4 separate regions of the Homo sapiens genome follow, and regions 1, 3 and 4 are each linked to region 2. A link is a contact called in ENCODE Hi-C or POLR2A ChIA-PET data. All regions are on one chromosome and are shown on one strand. Each heading gives the region's core, a stretch centred on a gene start or an enhancer-like site at or near the end of the contact. The rest is flanking DNA. Distances are from core to core; before and after follow the strand shown. Region 1 holds the start of CDC42EP3 (CDC42 effector protein 3). Region 2 holds the start of SRSF7 (serine and arginine rich splicing factor 7). Region 3 overlaps CDC42EP3 (CDC42 effector protein 3). Region 4 overlaps HEATR5B (HEAT repeat containing 5B).

The links. A loop is a pair of places that touch in the nucleus more often than their neighbours do. ChIA-PET counts read pairs that join two places held with the same protein, here RNA polymerase II (POLR2A). Pooled maps may share reads with other maps.
Region 1: a map with no recorded cell type shows a loop between it and region 2 (7-fold over the local background). The contact joins the promoter of CDC42EP3 here to the promoter of SRSF7 in region 2. A Hi-C loop is called at or near these places in 1 of 37 single-sample maps with no recorded cell type and 9 of 50 pooled maps. POLR2A ChIA-PET finds 5 or more read pairs at or near these places in 2 of 52 experiments (CD4-positive, alpha-beta T cell and activated naive CD4-positive, alpha-beta T cell).
Region 3: a pooled map shows a loop between it and region 2 (4-fold over the local background). The contact joins the enhancer-like site here to the promoter of SRSF7 in region 2. A Hi-C loop is called at or near these places in 1 of 37 single-sample maps with no recorded cell type and 2 of 50 pooled maps. POLR2A ChIA-PET finds 5 or more read pairs at or near these places in 3 of 52 experiments (A673, OCI-LY7 and activated CD8-positive, alpha-beta memory T cell).
Region 4: a pooled map shows a loop between it and region 2 (4-fold over the local background). The contact joins the enhancer-like site here to the promoter of SRSF7 in region 2. A Hi-C loop is called at or near these places in 2 of 50 pooled maps. POLR2A ChIA-PET finds 5 or more read pairs at or near these places in 4 of 52 experiments (Caco-2, IMR-90, WTC11 and 1 more).

Annotation. Positions count from the first base shown.
Region 1 is chr2:37,666,531-37,673,556 of GRCh38, reverse strand. It overlaps CDC42EP3 (CDC42 effector protein 3), which reads left to right and starts at 1,915. Exons shown (of 2, transcript NM_006449.5): 1 at 1,915-2,131. RefSeq lists silencers at 937-1,106, 1,327-1,396, 1,407-1,466, 1,637-2,126.
Region 2 is chr2:38,748,888-38,756,241 of GRCh38, reverse strand. SRSF7 (serine and arginine rich splicing factor 7) reads left to right here and starts at 4,881. Exons shown (of 8, transcript NM_001031684.3): 1 at 4,881-5,013; 2 at 6,048-6,228; 3 at 6,537-6,713. The coding sequence starts at 4,986. RefSeq lists enhancers at 282-1,033, 4,377-4,436 and silencers at 5,297-5,396, 5,607-5,796.
Region 3 is chr2:37,652,012-37,659,225 of GRCh38, reverse strand. The region is part of intron 1 of CDC42EP3 (CDC42 effector protein 3); the gene reads left to right. Among named protein-coding and RNA genes, the nearest start is that of CDC42EP3, 16 kb to the left of the region's middle. RefSeq lists enhancers at 1,749-2,254, 2,701-2,820, 4,218-4,277, 4,945-5,154, 6,777-6,966. Within about 2 kb of position 5,270, at least 27 of the 41 ENCODE cell types and tissues checked have a DNase peak (open chromatin) inside an H3K27ac peak, as active enhancers do; they include OCI-LY7, where a contact is called at or near this core.
Region 4 is chr2:37,003,824-37,010,462 of GRCh38, reverse strand. HEATR5B (HEAT repeat containing 5B) reads left to right here. Exons shown (of 36, transcript NM_019024.3): 28 at 1,615-1,852; 29 at 3,159-3,413; 30 at 4,704-4,831. Among named protein-coding and RNA genes, the nearest start is that of STRN, 41 kb to the right of the region's middle. Within about 2 kb of position 5,267, at least 2 of the 41 ENCODE cell types and tissues checked have a DNase peak (open chromatin) inside an H3K27ac peak, as active enhancers do.

The sequences.
Region 1 (7,026 bases), core at 666-3,165, 1.1 Mb after region 2:
TTGCAAAAACTGTAAAAGAAGTTATTTATTTGGCCATGTAGAAATAAAGTGCTTTTAACAGCAGCTAACAATAGATCACGTGAAAAAAATTACATACAAGACATGTGTGTCGGGAATGTCTTTATGTGTTCAAAAGGAATTTTGCATGTGGTATTTTATATATATACACATATTATTTGGACTTATAAAATACCCTATGTAATGAAAACTATGCATAAATATTTATAAAAATACCTTTTTCTAAGTAGGCCAGGAACATTTAATATTTTTCAATAAATTAATATATAAAATATATACATTAGTGCCAAATGGAACATATATTTTGAAATATGAAACCCAAGTAAAATGCTCAGGAATCTGGAGTAGAATCCAGGTATCTGCCAAAGGAAACTTTGGACGAGTTGTCTTTTGAAGAAGGGAAACAATGCTGGGTCTCTTATCTTCACGGACTGTTTTTGCTTGTCAAACTTCTAACATCACTTCAGCCGAGTTTCGTATTTGACTTCCAACCTCATGGCCATTTGACCTGCCAACTACTATTTTTCTTTGAGGCTTTTAACACCCCACCCAAGTATTTTGCTTTCCAGATTGTGTGCGTTTCCTTTTCACTTCACCTTAAAGTCAGCCTGGGTTTACAACATCGGCTTAAGGCGCACCCTCTAAGGTTTCAGACAGACCCAGGGCACCGCGGTGATGACCTGAAGCTGATATCTCTCGGCAAAGCCAAGGTATCCGGGAGGTTCTCCGCGTTGTGCCAGGATTTCCATCCAACCCGAGAGTCTCAGGGCAGAGGCCAGGCCCCCAGCGTCCGACTCCCAGGGGTCCCAGCCCCCTCCCCTGGCTGACCATGCGGGCTGGGACCTCCCAGCCGGAAAACACCGCCCTTTCCTGTCGCCTACTCCTTCCCCAGGCCGACGACTCGCGGAGGAGGAAGAGACGGAGGCCGATTAAGAAAATTAGCATTCATTAACCCGGTTCACGCTCCGGCCCCGGCGGAGGGGAGGGGCGCGCCGGGCGGCGGCGCTGGCGGTGGCCGGGTGACCGGCGGGCGCAGGTGCCACCGCGGCCTGAATTTTACTCTCTCGGGCCGGCAGCTGCGCCACTTGCGCCTCGTCGCGCGTCTGGGGCAGCCGCCACCGGCTTGCCCCAGCTTTAGGCAAATCCTTTTGAAAGACCCTGAGGGAGAAGAAACGCCTCCCTCTGGGTAGGAGAACCTGTAGCGTCTGCTGTTCGTCGCGTGTCCAGTTGCTCAGCCGGGAGCTCCGGCATCTTCAGGGCGCTTATTCCACTCTCCGGGTTTTGGCTGCAGCTCTGAGGGGAGCGAGCTAGAAACTGACAGAACGCGACCCTCCCCCTCCGCGCCCACCGGAGCCCGGGCTGAGAGGGACCTGGGGAGCTGCGGCCTGGCCGGGGCGGCGCACTCAGGTGGCCTCGCTTCCCTGCGGGTCACCGCCCGCCACTCGCACAGCTAGGTCGGCCTGTTGGGATCGGGAGAGGTGGGCGCACGAGTTTTAGTGCGGGAGTCCGGGGTGCGGGCGGAGTCCTATTGTCCCCGTGCACCCGGGCGGCAGCACCTCCGGGTCCCTCTTTAAACCGAGCGTCCGGCGACCTTTCTTTGTGCTTAGGGAGTCGAAAGCGGCATCTTCTCCGAGAGAAGTCGCCTACTGGGGGGTGGCGCTGGGGAGGTAACAATGGGCGCCCATTGTCCTCCGAGGGTCCAACGGTGACCCCCCCCCGCGCGCGCGCCCGGCCACCGGTTGGCCCCGGGCCAGGGCACAGGTACCGCGGCTGGGAGGGTCGGCCCCGCTGCCCGCGCCCTCCGCCCCGCCCCAGTGAGTCCCCGCGCCGCCGGCCCCGCCCCGCGCCGCCCCGCCCTCCGCAGGTTCAGTCCTCGCGTCCGGCCGCCCCGCGCTCAGTCGCGCGCACCTTCTCTCGCGGCCGGGGGACCGCAGCGCGGGGCTAGCCCGGAGACCCGGCCACCGGCCTGGGGCGCCTTCACGCCGTCTCGGAGCGGATAATGCGGTGAGCAGGCACCACGCCGGCAGACTCGGCTGGATCTGCGCACAGCGGCAGGGATTGCGTGCGCCCGCGGGAGGCCCGGGGCAGCGGCTGGGATCCTCAGCGGCGGCCGGTGAGTCGGGGCAGCCCAGGGCTCCTTCCTCTCTACCTGTCTGTGAGTCTGTCCCGCCCGCGGCCGTGGCCGCTTCCGGCGTGCGCTGGTGTTAGGCTGGGAAACCAGCAGGGAGTCGGGATACCCAGGGCATCGCTTTCCCATCTAGTGTCCAACGGAACGAAGGGGACATAAAGCAAGCCAGGAGGGGGTCCGGCGGCACGACCAGGACTCAGAGCTCCACCATTTGTGCCCACTACTTTTCAGGGTGGGGCTGCGCGGCCACATTGCACCCTCCGAGCTATTGGCAGAGCCATTCTGGGCGCGTATAGCATTTTTCCATCTGAGAACAAGCCGCGCTTGGCTACCGCGCCCCTCGCATCATGGATTGGTACCAGGGCCGCACATGGGTGCATCGCACAGCTCTGCCGTGGCATCGCCTGCCCGGTGCCCTCCTCTTTCTTAATGGAGGACATTGTTAGTGGGGCGCCAACCTGCAGATCTGGATATTGACTTTTTTGTTTTTTGACGGTGAACAGCTGAGACGTTTACAAGGTTTTTTGTTTTTTGTTTTCTTCCCTTTCTCCTTGAAACTAAGTGGCTTGACACAGACAAGTATCAGACATGTGAGGATGAATGGATCTGGCCATTTTTTCGTTATGAATTATTATACTCTATCCCTCTCTCGACTTTGGGAGGCATGTGTTTCATCTTATAAATAGAAAGTAGCATATTTTTGGGCAGGATCTCCTTTATACTGTGCAGTCTAGGAGAGGTCAGTTTAAAAATAAATATGCACTTGAATGTTACATTACTGAGAGCCAGGCTGTGGCTGGGACAAGCTGCGTGGACAGCAGCATCAAAGCCGGGAGCGCAGCTGTGTTGAAAGGAGTAAAAGCCCCAGAGTGCAGCCTAGGCTGACAGTCAAGTAATTACATTTTGTTTAAAAAAAAAAAAAAAAAAAGTGAGCGAATTAAAATGAGGAATGTCAGGAGGGTATTGCAACATGAATCTTTCCAGCCCTGGCGTATTTGGAGGAGTGGGCTGCTGCTGTGTGCTGAGGTTGTAGGGGGGCTCTAGGGAGGGAACTGATGAATGTGTTAGGGAGACAAAGATTCCATCCCCATCTCCCAGCTCTTAATTCTCACAATATCCAAGAGTTTCTTGGGAGTACTGCCTTTTAAAAGGAACAAAAATTAGGAGAGCAGCAGATGTCTGTATTTTAATAGCAAAGCCAGTTTTAGGGACTTCCTGTTAACATCACAGGGAGAAAAAAGACTCACCAGGAACCAGCGATGATGCCCCAAAGGTATCCCTAAGACAATTTAAAAGGCTCCTGTAATGTTCTAATTTACACAAGCTCTTTCATCTTAAAACCAGGAAATGTACCTTCTCTTCTTTTCTGGACAGTTCCAGAAGTCTACTCTTTCATACCCCCTGCAATTTGTGTGAGCTCTTATTGGTAGTTAATAAGCTACACAGGTATGTGTGTGATGCATACCCTTTTCAGAATAGATTTAGACACTCAGAAATAAGTTGGAGTAGTTGTGAAATATTTAGCATTTTCATATGTGAAATAAATGATAAAGGCCCTTTCTATAGTCAAGGAATGGTTGAAATTCTTCATAAAGTCTCCCAAAGAATGCGGGTTTCCCAATGGGCCTCACCCATTTGAATAAAACAGCACCAGCCTCTGGGCTCACAGATAAGAACTTTAGAGGAGAAATTTGGAAGCATTTCTGGATCCATGGCAGTTTCTGTTTTCCAATGGCATCATCTGCTAGAGATTTACATGATGAATTCTATGATTAGAACATGGTGCTGAGGCTGTGGCAGCAGCTACAGGCTTGAAATGAGATGAGCTCCTCTTTCCCTCAATCTGAGCAGTGAAATTGTTTCACGTATCTCTATGGAACAAGTAAAAGCAGCTAGAGTAATAAGTGTTGCACACTTTTTGCTTTTTATTGCACATTTAAGTGCGGTGCAAGATGAATAAATACAAAGCCGTAACAGTGATTGCAGAAGGGCTCACATGAGTTCATTTGCCCTGTCTGCGCTCCAGCCTTTCCTTTAATGTGGTGTTTTGTTTTATGTCCAACATGCTCACAAAAGCTGTGCTTTTTTCATGTATAAAGTTCCTGGTATTCAACAGTGTTGGGGATAAAATTGCTTTCACCTGTATCACCCAAAGATTTTTTTTTTTTTTTTTTTTTAGCCAGGCCATAGATTTTTCACAAATTCTTTGACCATTAACTGTAACATTTATCCAGTGGGTGGAATATAATTCGTAACCTAAAAACCTCCAAGAAGACTGCTCTGATCGTATTATTATTATTATTATTGTTATTCAGATTCTTGCTTTCAGTCAGATTTTATCTAGGCCCAGTCTCATTTCTTACTAACCAGAATCCTGTGAACCTGTATTTCTTTTCATTGATTGAATGAGAAATCTATTTTTAAATGCAGTATGTTTGCCAGAGAACAAGGATAGCCATTTGAAAATACTGGATTCAGCCAGCCACAAAATCTTGTGTGCCTCACCAAGCCATAGAAGACCAAGAATTTTCCTAATATATTGCATTGTTCATTACTTTGGATGTTAAAAGCACTTCCTAAGTGGAGCCCGTCCTATGTGTCAAGCACTCTTCTCAGCCTTTTGTCTTGATTATCTTACTTGTTTCTAGCAATCATCTAATGAAAGAACCGTTGTATCCCCATTTTGCTGGTGTAGAGACTGAGGATAGACCAGTTATATAACTTACCCAAAGTTGTGCAGTAAGCAAAACCTAAACATGCGTGTGCAGTTTAACAACACAATATGTGCAGGCATGAGTGGCTAATCCTATGTGAAAGTCAGCAGCTCTTTGGGTTAAGGGGATGGGAAAAAAAACTGAACTTCTGAAGCCTCCGAGTCAGGCTGCCTGGGCACATGTCCTAGTTCTGGCACTTAACACCTGTGTGACTTTGGGCAAGTTACCTCACCTTTACCTCAGTTTATCCTTTGTAAAATGGAGATAATATTATTTCCCTGAGGATTAAAGGAGTTAAAAAAGATTATGTACTCAGAACAGTGCCTGGCCCAGAGTAGCCACAATAAAAGGTTGAGGTTTTCAATGTTGCTTTTGTTTTTTTCCTAGGTACTTAATACTGGTTCTGTCATGTAATATTCATAACTATTCTTTGAGAGAGATAGTACAGTGGTCCCCAATTACCCGTGGTTTTCTTTTCCAGGGTTTCAGTTACCCATAGTCAACCATGGTCTGAAAATAGGTGAATATGGGGCATTTTAAGAAAGAAAGAGACCATATTCATGTAATTTTTATTACATTGTTATAATTATTCTATTGTTAATCTCTTACTGTGCCTACTTTACAAATTAAACTTTATAACAGGTATGTATGTATAAAAAACAACATAGTATATATGGGGTTCAGTACTGTCCAAGGTTCAGGCACCCACTGGGGGTCTTGGAACATATCCGTGGAGGATAAGGCAGACTATTATATTGCTCTTCTTTTCCAGATGAGAACACAGGCTCAGAAAGGTTTAGTAACGTGGCCAAGGTCACACAGCTAAATAGCAGAAGCAGGGTTTGAACTCAGGTCTTTTTGACCTTATACTAAATACCACACCCCCACCAATGGGGAGGAGGGGCAGAGAAGTTGTTAAATCTGATTTTTGTTATGACTTTTGGCCTCTGGCAAGGAAATAATTTCATATCACCCTGTATCTCACAGTTGAAGATGACAGTAATTGCCAGCCTTGAGGAACACTATGTAAATTATTTTATTATTAAAGATGATTCAATCCCACATATGTGGCATGAAAGTGGATCTAGCATGAACACTGCTAGGGTTAACATAAGCAGTTTAATTTATGCCATAAACGAAGAGATTTACTAGGTGAAAATGTGGGACTATATGGTGAGAAAGCAAGCCAAGCCACAGCCAGGGACAAGGACTTCTGGTGGCTGGGGATGAAGTGAAGCTCTAGCATAGACTGTGTGCTCGCTTCAAAATTCTGGGGAGCCCGGGGTTGCAGAGTCCAGTAACCACCTGTGGACAATCCCCTCCTTGAAGGCAGGAACCACACTACCTGGGCCTTCAGTCCCGGCACTCAGTGGACGTTTTAGTCCATGTTTGTTGATGATGTTGCTGCAAGAACTCAGCAGAAGAGGAGCTACAGGTAAAGTGAACAGAAAGGCACTGGGCTGTGTCCATGGCAGAAGTCAAGCCCTGTTACAGTTCAGCATATCCCCTGGGCCCTGCTAGATAAGAAACACACAACAAGGAAACCTTTGAAACCTTGTCCTTACTGCTTGCCCCGGAAAACCCACAGGGCCTGCCTTGGCCTCCACTGCTTTGATGCTCTGGGTTTGTGATTAGCTGTGGGGATCAGCTCCAGAGACTTCTCAGATGGAAACAGGGTTCTGGAAAGGACAGTCCGAAGTAACTCAGGTAGCCTCAAAGCCAATGGTTACAGTCTTGGAGCTGTCCAATTCCATTTGAAATCTTCTCCTGTCCCCACCTCTTAAAGGCTACAAAACAAAACAATACCCCACAAACCAGAATAAGTAGCCATGTAGTTCTAAAGCAATAGTCAGGTGTGTTTCTTTCCTTAAAAAAAAAAAAAAGCTTTCTCCTTGATATACTTCAGTGCCAAGTTTCATCAGAATCACATGATGATGGACTGAATTTGACAGTACCTCTGGTAGAAAAGCAGTTTTCAAATTTTAACCATACAGTTTTATAATACAAAGCATGATGCTGAGATTTAAAAGATTACTATTTCTAAATAGCCAAGTAAACTGTGTGAAAGCTGATGAGTTCCAAACTAGTGTTTGCTTAGTCCTTACTGCTTGCCTAAGTCATGAATTAATAGAATTCTAGAATCCCAAATTTAAAACTTTTTAAAAA
Region 2 (7,354 bases), core at 3,632-6,131:
TGCCCAGTCTGGAAAGTGAGGAGCGTCTCTGCCCGGCCGCCATCCCATCTAGGAAGTGAGGAGCGTCTCTGCCCGGCCGCCCATCGTCTGAGATGTGGGGAGCGCCTCTGTCCCGCTGCCCCTTCTGGGAGGTGAGGAGCGTCGCTGCCCGGCCGCCCCGTCTGAGAAGTGAGGAGCCCCTCCGCCCGGCAGCCGCCCCGTCTGGGAAGTGAGGAGCGTCTCCGCCCGGCAGCCACCCCGTCCGGGAAGGAGGTGGGGGTCAGCCCCCGCCAGGCCAGCCGCCCCATCCGGGAGGGAGGTAGGGGGTCAGCCCCCGCCCGGCCAGCCGCCCCGTCCAGGAGGGAGGTGGGGGGGGTCAGCCCCCCGCCCGGCCAGCCGCCCCGTCCGGGAGGTGAGGGGCGCCTCTGCCTGGCCGCCCCTACTGGGAAGTGAGGAGCCCCTCTGCCCGGCCACCACCCCGTCTGGGAGGTGTACCCAACAGCTCATTGAGAACGGGCCATGATGACAATGGCGGTTTTGTGGAATAGAAAAGGGGGAAAGGTAGGGAAAAGATTGAGAAATCGGATGGTTGCTGTGTCTGTGTAGAAAGAAGTAGACATGGGAGACTTTTCATTTTGTTCTGTACTAAGAAAAATTCTTCTGCCTTGGGATCCTGTTGATCTATGACCTTACCCCCAACCCTGTGCTCTCTGAAACATGTGCTGTGTCCACTCAGGGTTAAATGGATTAAGGGCGGTGCAAGATGTGCTTTGTTAAACAGATGCTTGAAGGCAGCATGCTCGTTAAGAGTCATCACCACTCCCTAATCTCAAGTACCCAGGGACACAAACACTGCGGAGGGCCGCAGGGTCCTCTGCCTAGGAAAACCAGAGACCTTTGTTCACTTGTTTATCTGCTGACCTTCCCTCCACTATTGTCCTATGACCCTGCCAAATGCCCCTCTGTGAGAAACACCCAAGAATGATCAATTAAAAAAAAAAAAAAAAAAGAATAGACTATAGGCCAGGCATGGTGGCTCACACCTGTAATCCCAGCACTTTGGGATGCCAAGTTGGGTGGATCACTTTAGGTCGGGAGTTCGAGACCGGCCTGGCCAAGATGGCGAGACCCCGTCTCTACTAATATTACAAAGATTAGCTGGGCATGGTGGCTCATGCCTATAATACTTTGGAGGCTGGGGCACAAGAATCACTTGAACCTGGGAGGCAGAGGTTGTAGTGAGCCAAGATCGTGCCACTGCACTCCAGCCTGGGCGACAGAGCAAGACTCTGTCTCAAAAAATAAAATTAAAAAAAAAAAAAGACTAGTATTTTTTAGCATAGACTACTTATTTATATTAAAAATAGAATATTGGTGTGGCAGAGGGGGAAGTTGGGGTCCAGGAGGCGGAGTCTGAGGTCTGCCCACTTCTTGCCCTGCCTTAAAAACAAAAAAACAAACAAAATAGACTAATGTGCAAAACATTTAAATTTTTTTTCCTTTCTTGTTTTAACGTTTTCACATCCAAGCTCAAATGGTGATAATGACTTAAAAGTGAAACTGAAATGGTGAGAGAAGTACGATTAAAAAGGGAACTTTTTCTTTAATATTTATCTGGAAATACCAAATGTAGAAAATGCAGATACATTTTGAAAACTGCTGTAAAAGGCTTATGAATTACTCCCCTTTCCTAAACTAATAATATTTTTAAAATTTAACAATAGTAACATGTTAATAACTAATATTTCATATTAGGAAATATTACAATATTTGAAGAAAGTAGTTTTCATATTCAAACAATCTGAGAATGTAATCTAAATTTAACAGATTTCTAGAGGCAGAAACTTATGTGGGTGAATGTGATTTCAACAAGAATCAGCAGGAATAAAAGTTCTCTGCACAGTAAAATCTCCCTGATTTGGACTGACATTTAGTGAAAAGAATTGGTTGCCTGTTCTTAGAGAAAGAGTGTTCAGTAGAAAGTAGAATAGTCTATGGAAATAGTATACAGTACTATTATTTTTTCATGGTAACCAGATTAACAAAGCCTGGCCTTGTACTGGCCCTGCTTTCATAGGAATAAACAGTATGTAATTAGCTTATTGAACACCTGTCTGCAAGACAAGCATGTCTGTGAATCAGGATTTGAAAGCAATTGGTTATAAATTTTAAAACTGCTTCTGTTTACTATTACTTGCTTAGAAATTTCTTTAGTACAACTATAGACTTTGTTTTGTTTTGTTGGTAGAGATGGGGGTCTGGTTCTGTTGCCCAGGCTGGTCTCAAAGTCCTGGCCTCAAGATATCCTCCCACCTCAACCTCCCAAAGTGCAGAGATTACCGGCATGAGCCACAAAACCTGACTTAGACTTTGTATTCAGAGTCAAAAAAAGTTTATTGGAAAAAAAAAAGTTTATTGAGGTTTATTAGGAATTATACAGTATAACATGCACTGTCTTTCAAGCAGTTATCTATGCTTGGCTCAACAGTAATTTTCTTTTTTTTTGAGTCGGAGTTTTGCTCTTTTGTTTTGGAGATGGAGTTTCACTCTTGTTGCCCAGGCTGGAGTGCAATGGCGCAATCTCGGCTCCCTGCAACCTCCACCTCCCGGGTTCAAGCAATTCTCCTGCCTCAGCCTCCCAAGTAGCTGGGATTACAGGTGCGCACCACCACGCCTGGCTAATTTTTTGTATTTTTAGTAGAGACGGGGGTTTCACCATGGCCAGGCTGGTCTTGAACTTCTGACCTTAGGTGATCCGCCCGCCTCGGCCTCCCAGAGTGCTGGGATTACAGATGTGAGTCACAGCGCCCGGCCTAGGAGTTTTGCTCTTGTTGCTCAGGCTGTAGTGCAATGGCAAGATCTCAGCTCACCACAACCTCCACCTCTCAGGTTCAAGCGATTCTCCTGCCTCAGCCTCCCGAGTAGCTGGGATTACAGGCATGCGCCACCACGCCCAGCTAATTTTGTATTTTTAGTAGAGACGGGGTTCCTCCATGTTGGTCAGGCTGGTCTCGAACTCCTGACCTCAGGTGATCCGCCAGCTTCAGCCTCCCAAAGTGCTGGGATTACAGGCATGAGCCACTGCGCGCGGCCTCAACAGTAATTTTCATAGCTTCTTAACAGAAGAAAGTCAACTTAGTGAGGCTTTACAGAATTTATATTTTATCTTTCAGATACCATATAATCTTTTTTTTTGAGATGGAGTCTTGCTCTGTCGCCCAGGCTGGAGTGCAGTGGCACGATCTCAGCTCACTGCAACCTCCGCCTCCTGGGTTCAAGCAGTTCTCCTGCCTCAGCCTCCGGAGTAGCTGGGACTACAGGCACACGCCACCACGCCAGGCTAATTTTTTGTATTTTAGTAGGGACAGGGTTTTACTGTGTTGCCCAGGCTGGTCTCAAACTCCTGAGCTCAGGCAATCCGCCCGCCTCGGCCTCCCAAAGTGCTGGCATTACAGGCGTGAGCCACTGCGCCTGGCCCCTATATAGTCTTTATAATTATTGTTTAATTCTTTTGAGAAGAACCTATAGATCTTTATAATTATTGTTTCTTTTGAGAAGAACCTTGTTAAGAAAAAAATCACCAAGACTAAGGGAGAACACATATACTCTACAGAGCTTCTATTTTCTTCTTAGAGATCTTCCTGAGAGAGATTAATTCTCTCCATAACTTAATCAACGTAAAAAATATGCATAAAATCATAGCATGACCTGGAAAGAATCCATGCTTTATTCACCAACTAGGCCTGCTTTCCCTGTACTCTCCATTCCACACCTATACTCACCAAATGAAGTTGCAAAAGACGAAAAAGATAAAAATGCAAATACCTAAATGTCTTTTTTTATGTACATTTCCAACTTTTGTGTATTCCAAGAATTTACGATGTAATGTCTATGTTTCTAGCAAAAAAGAACTTTTTCTCTATTTGTAGTTGGTGTCTAGAGCAATTCTAATGTAAAGAAGTTTTGCATTTATTTGGTACTGTTGAGTGGCTGAGCAGCAAGGCTGCTATTTCCACTGAGTGGAGATACACAAAGATGACTTAGGAGTCCCAGTCCTCAGGATCGGAGTATTGGTGGATCACACGTGTTACAAAGCAGAAAGCATTAGGAAAAGCAAATCAGTTACTTTGAGCTTCAGATGCAAATAATTTCCAAATTGTCACTGGCCAAAATGCTTTAAACATTCAGGGTTTTGTCACAATTTCAATATAAAGGGGGGAGGGGGGAGCGGGACCCCACAGCTCTATTCCTTTGTCTTTCAGACTCCAAGAACTCAGACCGTGGTGGTGCAAACTGGTGACTGGTTCAAAAGAAGTTGGAGGGGGCGTGTAGGACAGGAGGCTTTACCACCAGTCCCAGGGTGCGTCAAGGTCTATGGTGTAAAAACCACTACTCAGAATGGCGGGGTTCATGGACTTTTCACCATGGCCAAACCTTCGATTACCTCTGATGAGCCCCAAAGATCAGAGTAGCTGACTAGGCCAGGTCCCCCAGCAGAAGGGCGCGACGGCTGCAACATCAGCGGTTAAATTGTACAGCCTTTCATAGGCCGGTCTAATGCATCCGTACTAAGATTGTTAAGGCTGAGGGTCCCTAGCCTGGGGAAAAACGAAAGGAGGCAGAGGGTAGGGAGACGGGAAAGAAGACAAGGAGGGTGTAGAAAACGGGGAGAGGAGGGGGCGGGACAGCATGGGGAAGGCCTCAGGTTTACTGGAGAGATCGTGGCGTTCCCATAGAAACGTATCCCTCCGCCCATGACCCGCGTGTTAGTCTCTTCAGTTCCTTCCGCGTCGTTTCTTGGCTGTTTCCGCCCAGCTCCTTTGTGCCGCGCAGAACAACGAGATGACGCATGCGCAAAGCGCAGCGGCCGCATATATAAACGCGAACCCGGGCTCTTCCTCGTAGTGCCGCCGGGACTCTTGGCGGGTGAAGGTGTGTGTCAGCTTTTGCGTCACTCGAGCCCTGGGCGCTGCTTGCTAAAGAGCCGAGCACGCGGGTCTGTCATCATGTCGCGTTACGGGCGGTACGGAGGAGGTAAGAAGCTGGAGTCCGGTGAGGGACGTTGGTGTGGGTGTAGTGAGCACTGCGAGGCCGTAGGGTTGTCGCGGAGGTTGGGAGACGGTTATTCCGCGTGCGTAATGGCGGCTTAGGAGCACGCCAGACGAAGCCGGAGGCAGCGGAGGCGGGGTGCTGAAGGGAGACGGGATGGCGGGTGTACATCTCTGCCGAGTTCCGTACTCTTGGGCATTTTTGTGGCCCAATCCAGCCTAAAGCAGGGTTGAGATGACGGTTTTCGCGTTGCCTTTCTCGGAGCTGCCCGCCGGCCCCCCTCCCCCCCCGCCCTCGGCGGCGGCTGCCATTTTGCGCACATTGAGGACCGTGGTGGCGCATTTCCTCAGCGCTTTCCCGCCACTTCAGCGGACAGATCTGGCCGCAGCTGTAAGATCGTGGTTGTGTTTGAGATAGAACGAAATTGGCAGCTGTGAGCTGCATGTTCTCGTCAAACAATCGGTTAAATTGCGGAATGGGAATGGGGACGTAATCTGCGACTGGCGGCTGGGTTTTTTTTAGTTATTTCCAGCGCGGTTTATGGCTCTGGGGCGGGGAGCTGGAGTCTTGGGCGAGCCTGTGCCTGGGACGTTTGCCGCGGAGGACGAGAGCCGGCGCAGCCCTGCTCTCCTGGCCCGGCCCCTACCGAGGCCCTCCCGCCGCCGACGCCGCTGCCGCTGCGGGCCCGCGCGCTCCCGGTGCGCCCGGGGCTGCCGGGACTCATGGGTGGGGCCGGGCCAGGTTCCGCCCCACGCCTCGGTGTATCCTACCACGCGTTTCTGCTTGTGTTCGGGAGGGTCACCCCGCATTATTTAGAACGTTAAGAATTTTGTCAAAAGTCTAGTTTCTCAGGGATTTGCGGACTTTCACCAGTTTTACGACTAAGTTTTGTCTTGGATAGAGGGCATTAAATGTGCTTTACCCAATCTTGAGGATGGCCCGTTTTAAGGCAAATAAGTAATTGAAACTTGGGCCAGATTTTGCGTAACGTGCATTCTTCTATTTGCGTTTTTAAACAGAAACCAAGGTGTATGTTGGTAACCTGGGAACTGGCGCTGGCAAAGGAGAGTTAGAAAGGGCTTTCAGTTATTATGGTCCTTTAAGAACTGTATGGATTGCGAGAAATCCTCCAGGATTTGCCTTTGTGGAATTCGAAGATCCTAGAGATGCAGAAGATGCAGTACGAGGACTGGATGGAAAGTAAGTAAGATGTTATGAATCTTCTGTTCATTAAAATATACTGTGGCTAGATAATGAACTTAGTGCTAAATTTGGATTCTGAAGTCTGGAAGAGACCTTAAATAGCTGGTCATAGTGTTAAATGCTAAAGGCACACGAAGGTTAAAGAAGATAGCGGAGATGGAGTTAGGGCTTGGTAAAGACCGCCAAAGTTTGTTGGGGGGGAAGGAGTGGTTGGAAAGAGTGAGTGGTTGGAAAGAGTTCTTTTTAAATCTATAAGTCCTGAATATATTTTTAACTTTAGAATTTTGTTAATTTGCTTTTATTAGGGTGATTTGTGGCTCCCGAGTGAGGGTTGAACTATCGACAGGCATGCCTCGGAGATCACGTTTTGATAGACCACCTGCCCGACGTCCCTTTGATCCAAATGATAGATGCTATGAGTGTGGCGAAAAGGGACATTATGCTTATGATTGTCATCGTTACAGCCGGCGAAGAAGAAGCAGGTATTTATTTTAATAAAGGAATGGTTGGTATTCTAGTTAATCAAGTAATTCTTTTATTAGCAAGGCAGAAACTAGTGTTTTTCTATAAACTTGAATGTTAATTGTACAGGTGTATTTTACAATTTTTGTTTAATTAAAAAAATGTTACTATATTAATAATCAACCTGGTCAAAACCTTTCAGGTTTCTTCGTTTGAGTCAGTCGCCTTGATTCAGAATGTCACGAGCCTTATGATATCATGCTGAGGCGCCTTGCAAATCCGACAATTAAGATCCTCCTAGACCTTGAGGTGATCAGCATAAGAGGCCAGATCCCCTCGAGTCATCTACACCTAGCTTCACCTTATTCTTTAAAGGGCAGAAAATTTGAGACGGTGATCGCCGTAACAGTAAATTTGGCTTACAATTGGGGCCCCCCTCCGGTTTAGAAAGAGGAACACCAGATTGACCACATTCCCAACTAGAAAAATCTTCTTGCGTCAATCAAGCCTCACCTGGCTCATTTGGCTGTCAGTTTGATCGTCGTTAGATTGAAGAAAACATCTAGATGCAGCGATCGGCTATAGATACTTCTAGATCGTCTAGATCTACTAGACCATGGGCCAAAGAGGGTCGACCTGCAAACTTGCAAGGTTTATTTTA
Region 3 (7,214 bases), core at 4,021-6,520, 1.1 Mb after region 2:
AGCTTTCTCATTTGTTTATCCATTCAACATTTTTTTCAATACCTGCTATGAATAAGATCTCCGTTCTCTCTCCCAGATTATAGCCTGATTGGGGAAGAGTTAAATAAGTAGTGGTAATAATCCAGTGTGATAGTTGCTAGGTTTGAGGTGTACACAGGACGCTATGGGAGCTTAGGATGCCATGGGGAACTGGCAGGAGATTCAGTTGCAAGTGTGGCAGGCCCCCCAGATTGCTGAAGTGGGCTTCACAAGCTATTTTATCTTATCTCCAAGCTGTAGCCTTAAAACCCTTGAAAGGTTTTAAAGCAGAGAGTGATAAGGTTACATGAGGATTCTAGGTACCTCACTCTGGTGTAGATTGGAAGATAAGGTGGAAGGACCGGGGAGGCAGGGAGGTAGGTGAAAGGCAAATGTCCTTGTGCAGGAGAAAGATCATGGGGGCCAGGAGTAAGGCTGATGGAGCAGGGATGAATGAGGAGAGACAGTCCAGACAGACTGATAGGACTATAGGACTTGATGTAGAGATGGAGGCGGGGAGAAGTGCTGGGATGATAGCTGGGTTTTGGAATTGAGTGACTTCTGCCATTTACCAGGAAAGCATAGTTTGGAAGGCAGATGCCTAAGGCAGGCAGGGGGAAGAAAGATGGCAAATCCCATTTGGGGCAAGGTTTATGAGTATTATATGGGACAAGGGAAGCAAAGTAGAGAAGTCTGGAATATAAGGGAAGGGAAAGGCCAATCAATGCTTTTCAAACTCTCTGGGAAGGGCCACTGTCTTTTTGTTTGTTTCCATTTCCAATCCATTGTACAATACTACTGTGCACAAGGAATATGGAGCTTGGGCCACACACAACCGCCATGCAAGCTCAACAGCATACAGCTCCCAAACTTGTCAATAGCCTATTCAGTAAGAAAAAAATCTGTTGGTCACATGCTTGATGTTAAGGCAATGTCAAAAAGATCTTGCTTCCAACTTCTGTTCTTATCTCATCATGGACTGTATGAACCCACTTTGAGTAGCACTGGTCTGGACTTAAGTAGATGCATGTGGGTTGAAGGTACTGACTTGGAAGTTATCCCTAGAGGTGGTATGTGATTGCCGGGGGAATTGTTGAGGAGTGGGGGATGGGCAGCAGCCATCCAACCCTATGAAAATGCCAACATTTAAGACAGGGGTTCAGACTTCTTCTGTAAGGGCTCAGTTAATACTTTGGGCTTTGAGAGCAACATACAGTCTCTGTCACAGGCTACTCAACTCTGACCTGATAGAGCAAAAGCACCTTTACTGGGATTTCTCAACTTCAGCACTACTGAGATTTGAGGCCAGATAATTCTTTGCTTTGGGGAGTTGTCCTGTACACTGTAGGATGTTTAGCAGCATTCCTGGCTTCTACCCACTAGATGCCAGGAGCACACCACCCCCAGTCACGAAAACCCACAATATTCCCAGACATTGCCAAATATCGCATAGGGAACAAATATCACCCTCAGTTGAGAACCCCACTGAGCTGTAGACAGTACATAAATGAATAGGCATAGGTGTGTTCTAATAAAACTTTATCTATAAAAACAGGCAGGGGGCCGGATTTGGCCGGCCTGTAGCTTGTAGACCCTTGACTTAAGGGATGGTCAGAAAGAAAACTAGAAGAGCTTATTCAGTAAGATTTGAGGGCCTTCTGTGTCCCCAGCTCAAGAGGAGGCTCTGTAAGTGATTCAGCATAAAAAGGAGGAGAGTTTTCCCAACAGGAACACTCATGTATAGCCCTTTTGCTTACTTTATTCTTTTTGAGCTCACCAGCCACCTGGAAATATCAGGCATTAAAACCACAAAACAGGAAAACAACAAATCACATAATACAAGCCCTCCACAACCCCTAAGAAAACCCCTAAGCAAAGCAGTAGCAAGGTTGGATTACGTGAGGTGCATTCGAGTAGACTTCCTCCAGGAAGGAAGTGCATCTGGAGCAGGTCTCAGAGGATGTTGTGAATAGAGGCTGATGGTAAGAAGGTGGGAGAGCTTTCCATGTAGGGAACACAAGGTTCTTAGTTTCAGGTTAGGAGGGAAATGAAGTGTCAGTTAGGAAGCTAGGGAGCTATTGTCCCCAGTGAAAGCCTGTGATTGTTCACTGTCGCATGCAATGGGCTTCCTCTGGGAAAAGAATGAACAGCACTTAACACGATTTTCTAAGAACAGGATGTTTGTTTTTCTCCTCGAGGATGGCGGGGGGCGGGGGGTGGGGGGGGGGCTTTGTTACTTTACAATTCAAATCTTTTGACGTTTACCACAAGTCAAATTCCTTTTGAGATTCTTGTTGACAATAGCAAAAATACTGAAAAGTCCTAGTGAGTTAGAGATGGAGGGACCAGTGTCTAGGACCCTTCTTCTCATTTTTGGCTTCTGACAAGGTCAGGTTAGCATCTCCACCTCTCATCCGTGTTGCGCTCTTGGTGTGTCATTTCCTCTTGGTGCTGTCAGACTTCAAGATACATAGTCTTCAGGTTGGCAGTCCTTGAGTTATCAAATCGGCAGTGGCTACAGAATGCAGCTATGGCTGGAATCCTAGCTCCTCCACATTTTGGGTGATTGACTGGAGACACAGGCTTCATCTAAGACTGCTTCCTAAGAGGTATGCTCTGAGCATTACATGCCTGCCTGGCCCACAGAAAGCACTCATGCTAGCTAGTACTCTTCACAGGTGTAAATTATTTAGAGAACAAAGCATTTCAGATTTGTCACTTTCCAGAGAGCCTCTGTAGACTTGCTCTAGGGTTTGGCCCCCGGGAGCAAGTCAACCTGGCTCTCATGATGGAAAGTCTAGCAGGGGTTATGGATTTAACACTTGTGAATTTGAAGTTCACTGTGGGCCATGTGTTGTGGGAGGCAAAAGATGAATAAGCTCATGCCCACAGAAGAGCTTTCAGCCTAGTTAGAGGGAAATCATTCAACAAATATATTTGTAGTAACACATATACAAATAACGCAAGGATGTTGGTAGTGGAAGTAGATTGAGAGTAGAATGACGACTACCAGATTCCACATATAGCCAGTGCTGGTATCATACAGAAAAGCCATGTTTCAGCCCATCCAAGGAACGTGGATTATTGTAGACAGCCCTAGCAGGGTGGCAGAATAGCATGGAAGTCCTGTATTTGTCCCTTTACCCCATCAGAGAACTTGAGAATGTGGCCTAAAGGCAAATGGCTAGGAACTTTGCCCTCCAAGGTAGTATGGGTTAAATGACCATAATCTGAATTTCTGGACAGTGTCAGCTTATTATTTGGGATCATTTGAAATTACCATTACCAGAACTGGAGTACTGCATAGAATAATTGCTGACTTAAATATTAATATTTTGTGAGCAACTGAGAGCAAGTTCCTTGCTTTTGAGCAGAGATTAGAATGAATATCCTGGCTGAATACTGCTGAAAACTTCAGAGTCAAGTTCTCTTCCTGTATTGATATTGTCCTTGCAGCATCACAGACCAAGTCAGATCCATTAGTTATGGAAACACGTGAGCAGTTCACAGCAATGGCCTTATCAGAGATTCACATCCATGAAACTAGAGTGCCTGCCTGGGTGCTTCTGACCAGCCCTGGTGCCATGTACAACACGTCCTGATAAATGAACCAGGCATGAGAGGACTTGCCCTCCTCCTGCCTTGTTGTAACTGCCAGAGTTCTATGTCCACATTGAGTCTTCCCCAGTAACTCATTTTTATAGGAAAAAAGGTCCTAATGGCCTCTGTTCAAAAGTGCAGACTTGGTGCTATGTGAGGTGGACCTTCTGTCTTCCAATTTTGCTTCTAAGAGATCTTTCAAATTAGATCCCATAAAAATGAGACGTGTACACAAATTAGCACTGAGTCTCACATATGGTATTTGTGGGTCTGTATATAATCAGGGTTGTAAAAGAACAATAAATTCAAGCTGTAGCTGAATCACAAATGAAAGTCCTTTAAAATAATGGAAGGTGAGATGTATCAGACTTTGAATGGGTCTTTAAAATACCGCCTGCTCGTTCTGGCTAAGTTCATTTGCATAACAGAGCTCAGCAGCTGGGGAGCCAGCTAATAGAGTTTCATAGTCTTGAAGCTTAGAGCTATGTCCTCAGTTTAGATGATATGGGGAGAGGGTAAGAATCTAAAAATAGAAAAGGCATCTTCTTATCTTCTCAAATGGGTGGAGTTAAACAGACTGAAAATATGAAAAGCATCCCCTTCGGGTTACTGGGTGCTTCTGGTTACACTGATTTCCGCCTTAGAAATTCAGCATTGAACTTAAATGAAAATCTAACACTATGGGGTTTTTTTCCCCTTCAATTTTAAAATTATTCAGAGAAGCACTCCTACAGAGGTTTGTAAAAGGATTGACATGAGCGTCCACATTGTAGTAATATTTTAGTGTTTCTGATCCCAAAGATTGGCTGGTCATTTCTATATTAGTAAGAAGACTGCCGTGTTCAAAGAGAAAGCTTCTTCAAGGGAAAGTCCGTGTGCGTTTTTCTATGGAAAAGTGACATGGGACTACAAGGAAATTGGCAGTGATCGTGTTCCCATACAGGAAACTCAGAATAAATGGGAACGTGAACACCTCCCTTCACGCACTGTCAGGGAGGCGCAGGGTAACCGCCCTCCCCTCTGTGAGAGCTTCATCCCATGGCCATACTTGCTGTCCCCTCCCCACCCCAGCCCATTCCATCTTTTGAGAAACCTGAGCTGTTACTTGGAGGAGCCAAAATCTTTCCTTGTAGTTTCTGCTTGGTAGCTCTAGGGCCTCCCAGAACAAGTTAATTCCTTTTCATTACAATTAAATGAATCCTTCAGATCCCTTAAGATTAGTTTTCTCTTTCTATGAGTTCTCTTTAAGCTGCTCTATTCCTTCAGCCTCTTCTCACATGTCCTAATCGAGCTCCTTCACTTCCTCCCATTTGCCTCCCTCTGAACATGCGGGGACATGTTCCAGGTAGCCTTTATCCCTTCTAAATGTGGAGCCTAGGATCATGTTCTGGGCGCTTGGCACAGTGGAATTATTATCTTCTGGTTGGCAGCAGAGAGACATAGCCCACAGATGGTTGGGGGTAGGGAGGCGGCGGAGGGTACTTGGCCGAGTCATCATCCTCCCCTAGGACTGTTGGTTCCAACATGCAGGAGGAGTCGCTGGATACTCTGGCATGGGGCTCAGATGGTGCAGTAGTGCAGTGGTGCCGTGACTGGCCGCATAGTGCGACTGTGCTGAGGCAAAGCGAAAAGTGATCAGAAGCTGGAATGTCCCTGAAGGATGTGACAACCGAGCCAGAAAGGGGAAGTCGGATGCAGGCTCACTTCCTGCAAGGAGGAGAAAAGAACAGAGCCGCAGGTCCCTGGGGGCAGTAGCACCCCTCAACCCACCTGCCCATTTTTATACATGTGTGTTTTAAATTAACACTGCAACCTGTTTTGCAGGATGCAATTTTTTTTTTTTTTTACTTTTTCTCTCCACTAAGAATTAATCTAAAAACAATTAGTAGGCAAACCAAACATTCCTTTAAAATAAATGGAATTTTAAAAATATCCCAACTCCTTGGTTCTTTTCAGAGTCCTGTAAGTTGCCAGTGCATCAACTCTAAGTAACTTAGGAGCTGATTTTTCTGTCTGTCATTTTTTAAAACCGCTTGATTTTCCCTTCCTCCTGGCTGCTGCCCTGTTTTGATATTTTCAGCATCATTCTGTTTGCCAAAAAGATGGTAAGAAATGAAGCAAAGCACCGCTTCAGTTTTTTTCTTAACCAAATTATTTATTACTGCTGTGATTATTTCTATCATTATCACTGTCATTTACGCTTCAGTCAGTCACAAGAAACTAGAATTGTCTAGCCTAGTGCAACCCGGCTCTCTTCCTTCCTTATAAAAACCAGGGCCGTAGCTTCCTCTCCGGTCCTTTTGTGTATTGAAACTCTTGGATTTCTCACACAACCTGTAAGGGAGCATGTCCGTTCTCAGCAGCACTGTGCCCACCTGTCTGCCTGCCACATGTGTTCTCTCTGACCTGCCACATGACTGACTGGCAAGCTGGACCCTTTTGTTGGCAAATCTTTTCTCTCTAGTGCCCCAGGAACTAGAGCATTTGTTTTTAAAGGAATCTAACTTCTGAGATGAATGTTATCTCCAGTGTTATCTATGAAGGGAAAGAGGAACAAACCATGATCCAAGAACTAGGAGAAAGTTTGTGGAACTAGAAAGAAACCAGGAATAATTGTGGGAAGTTCAAATTTCAGGGTCAAGGTTTTTGAGAAAGGGCTAACTATAAGAACCTTTGTCTGTCTTTTAAGATTTAGGTAAGATAGTGGGAGTAGAGAAATGCAAGAAAACTAGAGAGCCAGGCATGGTGAGGCTCATCTGTAAGCCTAGCTGCTCGGGAAGCTGAGGCAGGAGGATCACTTGAGGCCAGGAGTTCAAGACCAGCCTGGGCAACATGGCAAGACCCCTTGTTCTAAAAAAAAAAAAAATTGTTTTTAATTAGCTGGGAATGGTGTTGTGCACCTGTAGTCTCAGCTACTCAGGATGCTGGGGCAGGAGGATGGCTTGAGCCCAGGGTTTCGATGCTGCAGTGAGCTGTGATCATGCCACTGCACTCCAGCCTGGGTGACCACATGACTTGACCCTTGGTTGCAGGAAAGGGGTTCAAGATGAGGAAAGGACAGACACGAGTGAATGTGCTCAGCACCCTCAGATGGCTCAGTGCCCACAGGTTAATGCTGGTGTTGAGAGTTTTGACTGAGACAGAAAGCTAAAATTCTCTCATCTGGGTTGTGGAACACCCAGGAGGGCCCGCTCCCTAGTTGTAGTCTGGTAATTCGCTTCCGGCCTGTAAGCCTTTCCTGTTTAGCTCCTCCTTTTCTCTTTTCCCAGCATCCCTTCCTCCAAGCAGATCCTTCTTCCTTCTGGGCAGAACGCAAAGCCCTGGGGTTCCCCTGACTCATGCTGACTGTTCTGATGTGTTGGTCATTCACCAGCAGTCTCCTGGAACCCAGGTGTCTTCTATTTTCTTTTTTTTTTTTTTTTTTTTTTTTTTTGAGAGGGAGTCTTGCTCTGTCACCCAGGCTGGAGTGCAGTGGCACGATCTTGGCTCACTGCAAGCTCCGCCTCCCGGGTTCATGCCATTCTCCTGCCTCAGCCTCCCAAGTAGCTGGGACTACAGGCGCCTGCCACCAGGCCCGGCTAATTTTTTGTATTTTT
Region 4 (6,639 bases), core at 4,018-6,517, 1.7 Mb after region 2:
GTAATATATTCATAACTTGAGATCCAAAGTCCCTATTTTAGAATTTAGTCAATTGCTGTATATTTTCTCTGTGCTGTAAGTCTGCTTGGTGTGGGAATAGGGGTAAGACACAGTGCTTCTCATCAAGAAGCTTGCAGTGTACCTATACAGATACCATACTTAGGCTTTCTCGTTAGGTACAATGGATGTAACACTGTGGAGGGAAGACAGTTTTCTCGAGATTTTTATCTAGAGCAATTCTTTTCTTGCTTGCTGTCATTCCTTTCTTTTTTTGTTTTCTCATTAATACGTTATTCAGCTTTGTATGTGCCAGTAGCCAAAGCCTAAATGTATTACAAAACAAAGGAAAATAAATATGATTCAATAAAGAAGAATCTTTGAAATTATATTTTAGGAAAGTTGCTTTTATGTCTTTTTGGCTCACAAACTAGAGAGAAAGGATACAGGTAATGTATGTGACTAGCAGATTATATTAGCCAGGCTATCTGTTGTAAATGCTAGATTGCAAAATATCATTTAAGGTCTGTGTAAGAAGGAGTTTAGAAGGATATTTATGGAAATCCTTTCTGATGTCTCTTTTTGCCTCTCAGCTGCTTACTTTGAATGCCTGGTTGTCTAATAAGTCTAGGAAGGTGGAGGCAGAAACAGAGTTATACCCTGTGGCAAAAAAAAAAAAAAAAAAGTGGAGGCGGGGGGTGCTTTGTAAAGTAGAATGAGGGAAGCCAGAAAAAACTCTGAGAAGGCTACTCAAGGAACATGCCATCAGAGGAATAGTCAGAAGTCAGATCAGTTTTTTTAGAAAAATGTCTCCAAGGCAAATGGAATTATTCTTTTGTGTTTATCAGGAAATCATGGAGTTGTATATACTTTTTTTTTTCTTTTTTTGAGACAGGATCTCAAATCTGGTGCCCAGGCTGGAATGCAGTGGCACGATCATAGCTCACTGGAACCTTGAACTCCTGGGCTTAAGCGATCCTTCTGCCTTAGCCTCCCAAGTAGCTGGGGCTACAGGCATGTGCCACCATGCCTGGCTAGCATTTTTGTTATTTTTTGTAGAGATAGGGTCTTGCTATATTACCCAGGCTGGTCTTGACCTCCTGGCTTCAAGTGATTCCCAGCTTCTCAAAGTGCTGGGATTACAGGCATGAGCCACTGCACCTGATCAAAGTATATACTTTCTTCTTTTTTTTTTTTTTTTTTTTTTTTGAGACAGAGTCTCACTTTGTCACCAGGCTGGAGTGCAGCAGCGCGATCTCGGCTCACTGCAACCTCCGCCTCCCTGGTTCAAGCGATTCCCCTGCCTCAGCCTCTGGAGTAGCTAGGACTACAGGTGCCTGCCACCATGCCCGGCTAATTTTTGTATTTTTCGTAGAGACAGGGTTTCACTATGTTGGCCAGGATGGTCTCAATCTCTTGACCTCATGATCTACCCGCCTTGGCCTCCCAAAGTCCTGGGATTACAGGTGTGAGCCACCGCACCCAGCCAAAGTGTATACTTTCTAATATCTATACCCAGTTATCTTTGATGATTTAACTGTATTTTTATAATAACGTAAAATATCTTATTTTTTTATCTTATGCCTTACTATTTTGTCCTCATAAATATCATATTAGGTATATGTGGTCGCTATGAATATTAAAAAGGAAGCAGAGTCAAAACCAAAAAGAGCAATTAAAAATACTGACGATGATGATGACGACTGTGGTACCATCGATGAACTGCCACCAGATAGTTTAATAACACTGGTACAACCTGAACTACCAACACTCAGTCGCCTGTGGTTAGCAGCATTAAAAGATTATGCACTCTTGACTTTACCAGCCGAATTTTCTAGTCAGCTTCCTCCAGATGGTGAGTATTACATTCTGAGTTTTACTTTTATGGAGTTCAAAGTAGTAGTTAAACAAAATAGAGACGGTATAGACTAGCAACAACAGTTGCTATAGTAACAGTTTAAATTTCTGTGGCTTAAGTTTGATGTTGTCTCAGTTAGAATATGTACTCTATATTGAATTTGTAGATAGAAGATATAGAGCTTTTTTGTTGGCTGAAGCAAACATATTAGCAAGCACTGTTACAATAATAGCTGTATGAGCTAGGGTATTCTAAATAGCTATGGGTAACAAGTCATTATGCATAACCATAGATGTATATTGCTGTACTGTTCAATGTTTGTATTTTCATATTCTATTTCAGATTCCTAGTGTGCCAATAAATTATGTTCCTAAAGTGCTTTGCAAATTGTACTTTAGTTTTCTTATCAAAATCAGTGTAGAAATCGTCAACATTTTTTTCTGTTTAGAAAGTGTGTTATTAGTTCCTACTTGAAGAACCCATTCTCCTTCCTATATATTAATGATAAGAATAATGGAGTTCCCCCGCCCCCTTTTTTCCTTCCTTAATCCATCATAACAGCAAGGAGTGATGAGGAAGTCCTCAGTGTTAGTAGAGGAAACAACAGGAGGTGGAGAGGAATAGCAGAAGAAGAAAGAAACAGAGGGAAGAAACAGAGTTCCCTGGTTGTGATAGAAAGAGAAGATGATAGGGTTTTAGGAGCCACTGGCAACAATGAAGAGGTAAATTCTGTGACAACAGGGTAAGAAAAGGTAAGAATACTTAGTGACATCAGCAGTAGCAGAGGAAAGGCTGGAAAACTAGCATCAGTGAGGAAGAGACAGGTATTCCAGTTCATCAGCTACAGAAAAGGGGTTACTTTTGGTGGCTTTATAAAGAGGAGAAGCCCTTTGGCTAGATTTCTCTTTTGTATGTAACAGGTATTTTTGTTAGTGGTTCATAAATGAGCGAACATGTATAATAGTAATATTTTGGCCGGGTGCAGTGGCACATGCCTGTAATCCCAGCACTTTGGGAGGCTGAGGCGGGTGGATTGAGAGTTTGAGACCAGCCTGGCCAGCATGGTGAAACCCCATTTCTACTAAAAATACAAAAAATTAGCTGGGCATTGCGGCGCATGTCTGTAGTCCCAGCTTCTGAGGAGGCTGAGGCAGGAGAATTGCTTGAACCCAGCAGGAGGAGGTTGCAGTGAGCCAAGATCGCACCATTGCACTCCAGCCTGGGCGACAGAACGAGACTTGGTCTCAAAAAAAAAAAAAAAAAAAAAAAAGTAATGTTTTTAATTGATTTGATTGCTTTACAGGTGGAGCATTTTATACCCCTGAAACTATTGATACAGCTAGACTTCACTATCGGAATTCCTGGGCCCCAATTCTCCATGCGGTGGCACTTTGGTTAAATAGCACAGGATTTACGTGCTCAGAGTCTACAGAAGCAGCAGCAATATCTGGTTTACAAAAACGTTCTACATCTGTCAATTTAAACCAGGCATCAGGAGCAGTGGGTAGTGCTAAATCTTTGCCAGAAATTAACAAAGACAGAATGCATCTGATTTTAGGTAGGTCTGTCATATTAATATATTTCAAGATTATCACTTCTGAAAATTCATATCTTTCATTTTAAAGCTATGGAAAGATTTTGTACAGTATAGCACAGTTCAGAGAAGGAAAAGTGAAAGGATTTTTCACCTCACCTTATAAATTGTTAATTGAATTTTTAACCTAGAAATTAAATTATTAAAAACTACTGAAACTACTTAACTGTCATGCTCATTCACACAGCAATATCGAACAATTTTCAGTAAAAAAACGTAATATGTTTTTTATTCAACAACAGGTTTTCTTTTTACTTGGCACTTAACCAATTATCCCATTAAGAAAAAAATGTTTAAGAAGATTTCAGTGAATCCTAATGTAAAATTGCTTTATAAATGCTTTTTTGTTTCTTGTTTTTTTGTTTTTTGTTTGAGACAGAGTTTCACTCTTGTTGCCCAGGCTGGAGTGCAGTGGCGCAATCTCGGTTCACCGCAACCTCCGCCTCCTGGGTTCAAGCGATTCTCCTGCCTCAGCCTCCCAAGTAGCTGGGATTATGGGCATGCGCCACCACGCCCGGGTAATTTTGTATTTTTAGTAGAGGTGGGGTTTCTCCATGTTGGTCAGGCTGGTCTCGAACTCCTGACCTCAGGTGATCCACCCACCTCGGCTGGGTGCTGAGATTACAGGTATGAGCCACTGCACCCAGCTATAGATGCTTTTTTAACATTTAAGAATTTATACATGGTAATGAAGCTTTTAGTGATCTTATGTTTTCTGGGAGTGAAAAGGAACACAATAAGGTGTAATTATCGGATTCATCAGTAGATCTGGTAAGTGAAAATGTGAAAAACTTCCAAAACAATGACTTTACCCCTATGTAAATTAAAAGCAGTTGTTTACTATGATACCCATTGTGCCTCTATAACTTGCCATTTAAAAACTTTGTATGCATGAAAAATTATTTGGCTACCATTTAATGAAAAACAATTTTATAATGTTTGTAAATTTATTTTCTTAATGTATTATTTTAAAAGTCCTAGAAATAAAAACTTAATATCTTCATAATCAACCTGATGGCATGGGAATTCCTTCTTTCACACATAGCTAATTTGAATATTAACCTAATTGCAAAACTACAACCTTATGTTGAGTTTGGCTGTTTAACTTGGAAACCATTTTGAAGTCTACTTTAAGGTATTAATAAATACATGTTAAGGTAATCTGTAAAAACATAAATAGAGAAGAAATATGGGATCAAACAACATAAAGTGTTTTATAAGTGAAAAAACATGTTTTTATTTTGTGCATTTCAGGTGTGAGTATACAGTTTCTTTGTTCCCCTAGACCTGAGGAGCCCATTGAACATGTTACAGCATGCCTGCAGGCCTTACATACCTTGCTAGACTCCCCTTATGCTCGAGTCCATATTGCAGAAGATCAGGTACAGTGTATTGCTATGATAGATACTTGTGTGGTTTTTTTTTGAGTATTGCTTTACAATGGAAAAAAGGATGGATTTTTTTTCTGTATTGGATCCTATTTTAACATGATATGAATACACTGACTCCCTGTATTTATTCACCCAGTTACTTTTACTCTGTGCCTGGTCTGCCTCAAACGTGGTTTGAGGTTATAGATAGTGAAAGCAGTTTCACTGTGCCTGAATTAGGAGATAGGTACAGTGTGGTAAGTGCTATTTTAGTGCATGTAAAGCTGCAATTAGAATAGAGAGGAGGAGCCCGATGTTGTGATAGGAAAGCAAAGGATGGTTTCTCAGAGTGGGCAATGGTTGAATCAAATCTTCAAGAGGAATTAGTGAGGCAACACATGCGGGACGGGTTTTCCTCTCAGAAAGAATAGCAAATACGAACACTAGGAGGCATGAGAGAACACGGCAAGTTCAAGGGCATAGCCATTTACTATGGCCGATATGAATGGAACATGAGGTTGTTAGATGAGGCTGGACAACAAGGTGAAGACCAAATCATGAAGGTTTCTTGATGACATGTAAAAGAGTTTGAACCCTATCCTGAAAGTGATAGGGAATCATTAAAAATGTTTAAGTAGAGGAATGATGTAACTAACTTTATATTTCAGAAGGATCATTCTGTCAGCCCGTAGAGGTAGGTTGGTTTGTAAGAGATGGGAAGGGAGACAGGGAGGCCAGTTCTGAGGCTTTTTTCATAATTCCAGAGAAATGATAACACTAGCCTAGGAAGGCTGAATAAAGGAAGAAGAAAGAGGACCAAGATTGGAAGCTTGAGGATAAATAGCATTTAAAAATTGAGAAGAAGGAAATAAATCAACAGTGGAAACTGCTAGAGAAGTTTCAGGAGAACCAAAAGAGAACAGAGTTATCAAAGACAAGGGAGGAGTTTCAAGAAGGGTAGACAGAGTCTCAAAAGAAAGAATCGAGTAAATAAGCACAGAAATGAGTCTAGAGGAGGCTATTGGTGACCTCCCGCAGAGGATTGTTTGAGGTGACCAGTAGCCAGATAGTAGAAGATTGAGGAGTGAATAAGAGAGTAAAGGAAGTGGAAGCATCTAGGCTGGGAAAGGAAGGAGCCAGATACATAGAGGAGGACATAGGGTAGATAAAAGGATCTGGAGGCTTTGGGAATAGTGCAGGGGGGACATGTGATAAGAAAGACTTGAGCATTGTCATTATACTGACAAGAGTAGCCTAACTAGAGAGAGAAGTTGAAAACATACGAGATATGATCAGAGTCCTTGAAGAATCCCTAGGAAGTCAAATAGGTTAGGATAGGAGCACATAAGGAAAGATTAACCTCAGATTAAGCCTCACATAAGAGGCTGAACACATGATCTTAAGGAAAGAGGTAAAGGTGGCTTTGGTTGCAGTTAAGTCTTTTCCCCCTCTTTGAAATTTCATTTAGGTTCATTGGATGGATTTGGTATGGAAGATTGTGAGTAAGAAGCTTAAAGTGGGTGGCAAAAGTTTGTAGTAGTTGCTGAAGTGAATAGAAGAGGAACTCACCAGAGATTTCTACAATCTGTGGTAGGCAGAGGTTGTAGAAATTCTTGGATATTCAGCTCAGGTTAGAAATTATAAATTTTAGCAGCACTGGACTCTACAATACTATTTAGCTCAATTATTTCCTTCCAATAGGAGAATGATCATCTCTGAATATAAAGCACATTTAAATATGTAAATAATAAATCATTTGTTGCTTGAAAATACATAGGAGTAAAATGTGACCATTTCTCAAGATTTTTACAATGTTCTTA